Regions from separate parts of the Mus musculus genome. Here region 2 is linked to region 1. Evidence: chromatin loops called from intact Hi-C (ENCODE). Cell type or tissue: left cerebral cortex. All regions are shown on one strand. Region 1 holds the start of Mbnl3 (muscleblind like splicing factor 3). Region 2 overlaps Mbnl3 (muscleblind like splicing factor 3).

Region 1 (4,000 bases):
AACATTTATGGTAAGAGACCTTCTAGAGTATTGTGAGGACACGGCCCTATTTTTCTTTGGCGATGTTCCTCTAACCATGTCTGAGAAGAGCCAAAGAGACTATTGACTGGCTAGAATTTGTTTATAAGGTTACTCTTCTCTCCAGAAAACAGTAAAATCTCCTTTGCAGTTTTCACTGGCCAGCCCTTTCAAGCAAGAGACAATGTTGAAACCATGCTGTCCCCTAGATGGGTAACATTCCTTGAAGTGTACCGCACATTCCTAAGGAAATAATTGTTCTAGCAACTCCACAACAGTGAAAGTGGGCCTGTCTGTGTGGGTGGTTATTAGGAAAACCTGTGGGTCCCGCAGGAGTCTTGGATTGCAGTGGTGGACAGAGGTGAGGGACCCGTGTTGCCCAAGTTTAGTATAAAGACTCCTTTTGTTGAGTCACTGACATGACAGCTCCTCATTTGTTGGGTCACTGGGCATAAAGTTATACTGCCTTGCCTGTCTTCCAGTCTCTCGAAGTAACCAACACCTCTTTAGTTTGGTGGTGGCTCGTGGACTGGCAAAACCACTTCCTATATGCCAGACAAGTTTGACTTTTTTTTTTTTACAGTAGTGCAGGGACTTTGGCAAGTATGAAAGAAGGCGTGGGAGAAGTAGTTAGGAGTTCATGAGGTAACCAGGAAGTCCTTATTTTGACTTGTTAGGATCCTGGCCATAACTCTCAAGTGTTTGACATGATCCCTGTACATTGTCCTGGTGACTTTCCCAGTTCTTGCCAAATGCCATTGCAGATTTTAATGATGTGAGGGGCAGTTTGTGCCCAGTCTTCTAACCATTGCTGTCGTACTCTGATTATTTTGCATTTAACACACAGAGATTGATTTCTTGCCTAAAATGAGCTGAATTCTATTTGGATCAGTTGGGCAGAATTAAAAAGTATAATTAGCCCGAGAATTCACTTCACTCCACAACCTAACTGCCACTTAAATATGCCCTGCAATGCTTCTGCACTTTGTGCGGAGCTTATAGAGCTGAGTTCTAGACTGAAGCAGTTGATTGCATGCAGGAAAGCAGCCATGAATTGCTACGAGATCCTCGTTGACGATCCTGCATGTGTGTGTGTTATCATCTACAATTGTCCTCATAAAATTAAATAAAAGCACGCATTTATTATTGTGGGGCTCCAATTAAGAGACAGCTGGTGCTCTTATTACGCTCGCATTAAATTGAAACTTGTAATTTAGATGTCCAGATGCACACTTTAAAACCCAAGTATAAAACCGCCTTTGCTTTGTCCATTTTCCATTCAGAAGTATCTGGAACCCTACCTCAGGGCTCCTCCTACCCGGTAAACTCCCTTGCAGTAGGGGAAGCATTTCCTCTGATCAACAGTTCTCTTCTCTCAAGTTTTTGGAGCGAAATAAAAGATCTGGCGTTTTATGGAAGGGAGGAGACCCCGGAAGGCAAACGGTAAGTATTTCACCCTCCACGAGTTGAAATACGTATTGATCAAAGTCATTTTGGAATTTTTCTAGTACACCTCACCTGTCTCGGGAGTGTCTAGAAACCTATAGCTTCGCATTACAATTGCCTGTCTAGTTGGCACTGTAGTCACTGAAGCTCTAGAAACTTTAGAGCCGGCTCGCGCTCCCGACCCGGGTGGCGTGTGCATGCTTCCCGCCGGCTTTGCTTCTGAACATCCTGAACGTTATGATTTGCCCCCATCCCCCCTCCCACACACATACTTAATAACGCAATGACAAAAGCCACTCTCGGCGAGGGCTTGTGCAAGCTGGGGGCTTGGGGGTGGGGTGGGGGGAGGCGCCACACCCCCTGAGAATAAAGCCCACGCCAGCAGTCTCGGGAAAAGCAAGCGCGAAGGTACGACTCTCACAAAGACGAGATTTCACGACGCAAGTGCGTCCTACAGGAAGAAAGTGCCCCCAGTCGGAGCGCGAGCAGGAGCGCGACTTTTTGGCGCTCTTTGCGAGCGAGCCGCAAGGAGGCGGAAGACGGTCCCGGGCCGGGGCGCGGGAATCGGGGCAGCGAGCGCCGCACGGGGGAGTTCCTGCGCGTGGCGTCCTCGCAGCGAGACGCCGCTGGAGTCGCTCACTCGGAGAGGTGAGGCTGGACGGTGGCGGGGGCGGTGGCCGTGGCAGTGGCGGCGAGGGGCGACGGCTAGGCGGGGTGAGTGGCGCTACCTGGCCAGGCGGGGCGGGGCCGGTCCGGGGCGGCTGAGGGCGGCGATTGCCGGCGACTCCAGGAGTTTGGCGTGAGTTGCCTTGCGGGCGCCTAAAATCCGAATTGTCTCTCCCGAATGGCCGAGCGCTAAAGTGAGAGCCAGCGGGGTCAGCCCGGGGGAGCGCGGGGGGGAGGGATGCGGGACTTTTGTGTGTGTGTTGTGGGGGTGCACGGTGGAGGGGTGCCGGGGAGAACTTAGGGCACGCCTTTAACTAGGGGCCCCAGTTTGGGGGAGATGAGGTGGGGGTGGGATGAGGGCCGGTTGCCACAGCAACCACGAGCCTCGGCGGCAGGAGCCCCGTGCCTGCCCCGGCCGGCCCTCCCGCTTGCCCGCTCGCCGGCCCGCCCGCCCGCGCGCGCCGCGGCGGCTTGGGGAGCTGGGGCGCTCGGAGGTGTGCTCCGAGTGGACTGAACCAAGCGGTGGCGACCGCGGGGGGTGGGGAGGGCGTGCTCCCGGGCCCCTCCCCTAGCAAGCCGGCCGAGTTGGGGGGACTCCCCCATTACCGAGGGCACCCCACAAACTAGGGTCTCCTTAGGCCTGAGGCAAAAGCGTGGGGGCCTGGGGACGGGGGTGGGGTGGGGGCGGAGGTGGATGGCACCTCTGGGCTCGTGGTCTTGGTCCCCGGAGTTCGCAGCGCGTGTTGCTGGACTTGACACCGTACACCCCGCTGCCGCTGACTCGGGGCCCGGTAGCACGTCCCAGCCCTGAAGTTCTGGAGGTGGGGCGAGCTTTAATTTGCCTATATCTAAGGATTTCAGGAACCTCGCTTTAAAATGGCGGCATCCACTATACACCCCTGCTAAAGGCTCGCCCGGCACCGGGGCCACCTAGCGCAGCGCAGCGCTGCTTTTTTTTTTTTTTTTTTTTTTTGCTTCTCCCGCTAACAGATGGCATGTGCGGCTGTTGCTGCCTCTGCCCCTACTGCTGCCACTGAGAACAGGGGCCCCTTAGCCTCTGGGTTTGAGCTAGCGACGGAAGGTAAGGCTGCGGATGAGTTTGGGTTTAGGAAACTGGCTGCCTTGCTAGGACACCGATGAAATGCGCTGCTTTTAAAACTTTTTTTCTACTCCCGCGCAAACAAGGCAATTTAACACTGACTGCAACTTGTTGCGTGGGTTTATTTTTTTCCCTGTTTGTTTTCTTTTCTTTTTTCCTTTGATTTTCCTCGTTTACTCTTTCCTTCCTCTCACCCCCACCTTTCCTTTTTTTTTTTTTAACATAAAGGAACTTCCTGCATGGCTTGTCATTAGCAAACGCTTTCTCTAACTAACTTTCCCATTTCCATGGGATGCCTTAGCAGGGCCGCAGAACTGCATTGCATCTCTTCCCTCCCTGTGTGAATACATTTGGGCAGCTTGCTTTTACCACCTGGAGCTGAATGGCATGATGGCTCTACATTATAGGGAAGGATTGTAAAGGCAGCTGTAGTTTTTAGCACTAGGAAAAAAAAGCTTCTGTGATAAGAAAATGACATTAAAACACGGGTTCTACTGAAGTTTAACCGTAGGCCATTAGTTGTGCTGTTGGTTTCGGCACACGTAGATTATGTGACACTGTTTATTGATAAGTAAGCACACACAACACACACATAGATGTGAATATTTTGTTCCAATGGTTTTAGGGAGTTCTTTTCGTCTAGATGTTCTTAATTGCTCTTTCTAAACTGGCCTCTGACCCCCACAGCCTTTCCATACGTGTAGGTAAAGTTCCTGGGAAAACATCAATTAAAATAAAGCTGCTGCAAGATTTAATTTTGAAATGATTGGT
Region 2 (4,000 bases), 53 kb after region 1:
GTGTGCATGCTTGTAATGCCAGGACTACAGGTGGAGAATGGGTGATCTCTAGTGGATTCCAAATTCACTGAGGATCCTTTCAAAAAAAAACCAACAAAACAAAACACATGATACAGAAGGACGCTTAGCATCAACTTCTGCCCTCTACATACTTGCATGCATGTGTGCATCCCTCCAAACCTGTGCACACATGTACCACACACACACACACACACACACACACACACACACCACATATTTTAGACTGGCTGTAGCGGCACACACCTGCAGTCCTAGCACTGAGAGCTTGAGAAAGAAGGAGCACGAGTTTGAGGCCAGCCTAAGGTACCTACTGATAGCCCATCTCAAAAACAAAGTTTAAATGAAGCTTTAATAAGGATCTCCCATTCTCTGTTATTTTATTTGTTTTGTGATAGATGCTATTTTACTATTATAACTTTTTGTGACTAGAGCATAATAGTGCCTTTAAACTAAAAGCACTTGTTCAGTGAAACAAACATCTTATGGATGAAATTTTTATAAAATTATCACCAACTTTCTTTACTCAATGGCATTTAGCCTAGATTTGAAGGCTAATAAAGTACAGATTTGTGTGAATGGAATTCTGTTCCTCAGAATCATAGACCTGTTCTTTATTCAAATGTTGTTGGATATTCTATAAATGTTGAATTTTGTGTACTTTTACCTTATATTGGTACCTTCGGTGTTTTTCTGTCTGGCTACCATTAACTATTATTTTTTAAAAAACTTGTGTGATAATCTAGCAAAATTTAAACATAACTTTGTATTAAAATGTTTAGCACAAGGTAGATCGCCAATCAAGGTGTTATTAGAATTAAGATTAGTGATAATGAGATCATTCTTATTTCTTGGAGTCTGACCATAAAGGCAATGAAAATTTGTAATGCAGGGAAGCCATGTAAACACTTAAAAAATTCTTAATAACTACAATTTAGTAGAAAGACTCTCCTTTGAAAACAAATAGAAAAATACTGAGTATAGTCTGAAAATATAATTTTATGGAGGGTATCTAGGCAGGCATATGAATTATAGCTTTGAATTTTTTAAGTCAGTAAACTCTCTTGCACTCTCCCCGTGTTTATGACCGTTCCTGGATAGCAATGTCCGGTATTCAAAGGAGAATATTCTGAGCCCTGTGAAATCCTCAGTAACCCAGATATGAGCCAGTTTAGGCCGCTGACTCTGCTTTCTTTCAAAAACAGGAAAGATAAGATGAGCATGGTGGCTAGGGTCCGTGGTCCCTGAATTTGGTGGTTGGAGATAGAAGCATCAAAATCTCAGAGTCTTCCTGTCCAGCCTGGGCTACGTGAGACCCCATCACAAAACATACAAATAACAACAGAAGAACAGGCAGGAAGACAGACAGACAGACAAAGTCAAGTTCCTGGAATTTTTTTTTAAATGTTTTGACAAAAAAGAAAATAAGTGAAGTATTTGAAGTATTTAGTAGCATTCAGCTAAAGTCAGCTTTGACAATGACTTCCATAACTGTGATTTGAATGTGCTAATGGACAACTGACCTGTCAAAAGAATCAAGGCTCTTTTCTTCATTTTTTTTTTGCCTTGTTTTGATGGCATGTGACATCTATTCCGTGTTTTGAGAGGTAGGTCAGGGAAATCCCAAGTGTCCCCATAAAACTCGTTCTTCCTCCTTCTCAGCTATCCAAAGTCATCCTGGTCACCTTTGCTATCTCTGCTATAGTCCCAAGTCCCCAATGGGCTTCAAGTCCTAGTGTTCGCTCTACCTCTCCTTAGGCTCTGTAACTTGGAGAGAGATGAGGCTGACCTTCCATGATAAGTGTAGTATTGAGTGGTTTCCTTGATCAGGGAGAAAGCAAGGCAATTCAATATGTTTTCCTACTTCTTTACGGTTACCTGAAAGCTCTTACATTTGGGGCCCAGTCATGAACTTTACTCTAGATTTTGGATATTTGATATACTTATCCAATTTTAAAAGAACATCCTGTCATCCCTACTGCATCAAGTTTACTCTTCAGGACTAATGTAATGATCCTATTGAAAAAATACCTTTCTTCTTGGTCCTTTTCAAAATCTGTAGACGCATGTTTGAGTGGAAACAGAGCAGGTCAGCATAGGGAGAGTCTCATTCCGTGTCTCAGTTGCCCTTTTTTTTACAGTTTGTTAAGTTCCTAGACGACTTCGTTTAGACATGCTACCATTCTGGGAACATTCCAGGATTGAGAACTAGAGATCTCAATTTAAAAAGCGGTATCCAGTGATACGATCTATCTCATTTATACACAAGTCACATCATAATGTGTTGCATACATTCAGTACACGTATTTTTCAGTCTAAAGGAAAAGTGAAGAAGAAATGCAGTCAGTGCAACTTGGCAAAAGAAAAATACGTGCAACTTGTTGAATGGGTGTTGGTATTTTCTTCATTATGTGAAAGAGGGTGACTGAGAATATACAACAGCCATAGCATATTTAAGGCTCTTAGGGCTTTACCAGCACTATGTAGGAGAGGGGATGGTGCGTGTGTGTGTGTGTGCGCATTGCATGCATATAAATAAGCCCATGTATGCACATGCAGAGACCGGAGGAGGACTTTGGATGTCTTTCTCTAGCTCTCTCTGCCTTATCGCCTGGAGACAGGGTCTTTTCTTGAGCCAGAAGTTAGCAGTTGCAGCTAGACTGGCCAGCCAGGAGCTCTCAGGATCTTTATGCCACCAAGGTTACAGATGAACTTTGTGTCCAGCGCTTGCTTTGAAAGTTAGGAATCTGCTGATCTTCAGCTTTAGATTATCCATATTGAGACACTGTAGTCAGCACTGGGTTGTTTGTTTTGAGGTAAAAGCAAGAAAATGCTTTTACCTCATATTTTCCAGATATGAGGGATGAAGAGGAGGAGTAATGTTTTCAAATGACTAGGGCTTCTGCAGCCAGTGAAGGTATGAATTTAAGGCAAACTGGGGGGAGGTTTTTTTTTTTTTCAATTCCATTTGAGTCCTTAGCAAACACTCAGAAAAACACTCTGGCAAAGGTTGGAGAGCAAATATGCTCACCATGGAACCAGAGCTCTCATGTACTTACTTGCCATTATAACTAATAGCCCTATTTTTGTAATCAGAAAATGAATTCATTTCCTAGTAACTTTGAAAAGCCTCATCTTTCGCTTTAGTGATCTACGTTGGCTTTTGTGTACATCACTGCTAGCACCATTACTGATGTCAGAGTCATGGAGGAAAAATGGGCAACTCTTCACTGTGGCCTTTTAGAAATAGAATTATCAGCAACAGGAAAAGATGCGTGGTAAAGAGCTAAATCCGTTTGATAAATAGAACAGTATTCCCTGAGAGCAGCGGTGCACAAGAGTATGGTGGCAGACTATCTTTATCTGAGCACTTGATGTAAGTTCTCTTGCTCTGTCCTACACCTGCTGAAGAAGACAATCAAAGAGTAGGCTTGCTCTTCTGTTTTCAAGAAACCCTACTAGTGATTCTGATAAACATGAATATTTGAAAGGCTTTAGTTTAGAGAAAGAAATGTAACAATTCAAAATAATTCTTCAGCGCTGCAGAATCTTTACAACTGTGCCTTGTTCTTCCCAGGGTTTTATATATAACCTGACATCTCTTAAAATTCTTTGATCATAGAAATTTTATTTTGTGGATCATATAGAAACTTCTCGTGGAATATTGTATAGGCGATTAGCATATTGCTGAATAAATATGTGAAAGTGAAATGAAGTAAAATGGTCATAGACATGTGTCTGTTATAATTGCTTTAGAAAGGGTAGTGAGTTTCTGTACCCCCAAAGCTCTATTGTCAGTATTGTGAAACATGCCAAATACAGATACAAAATTTTATAAGCAGCAAATGTGTGGACAAAGTATTTGAAGGCAGTAAGGTGCCTTGGTCTTTAAAATGTGACCTGTAGCTAGGATAAAGCACCTAGGTTGAAGTCCACACCTTTGTTATCTCTGTCAGCCTGGGCACTTCCTTCCTTTTATATT

The links. A loop is a pair of places that touch in the nucleus more often than their neighbours do. Peaks named below come from ENCODE experiments on the same cell type or tissue, not always from the same donor. Only the 100,000 strongest peaks of a DNase experiment are listed, where the experiment ranks them.
Region 2: it touches region 1 in a loop (6-fold over the local background); 1 of 42 quality-filtered maps calls a loop at or near these places.

The regions. Positions count from the first base shown.
Region 1 is chrX:51,203,886-51,207,885 of GRCm38, reverse strand. It overlaps Mbnl3 (muscleblind like splicing factor 3), which reads left to right and starts at 1,896. Exons shown (of 8, transcript NM_134163.5): 1 at 1,896-2,112. In left cerebral cortex, a CTCF peak has its summit at 1,981; a DNase peak (open chromatin) is centred at 3,022; H3K4me3 peaks cover 1,784 bases.
Region 2 is chrX:51,150,985-51,154,984 of GRCm38, reverse strand. All of the region lies in intron 2 of Mbnl3 (muscleblind like splicing factor 3), which reads left to right. Among named protein-coding and RNA genes, the nearest start is that of Mbnl3, 53 kb to the left of the region's middle. In left cerebral cortex, no CTCF peak of the experiment used is centred here; no DNase peak of the experiment used is centred here.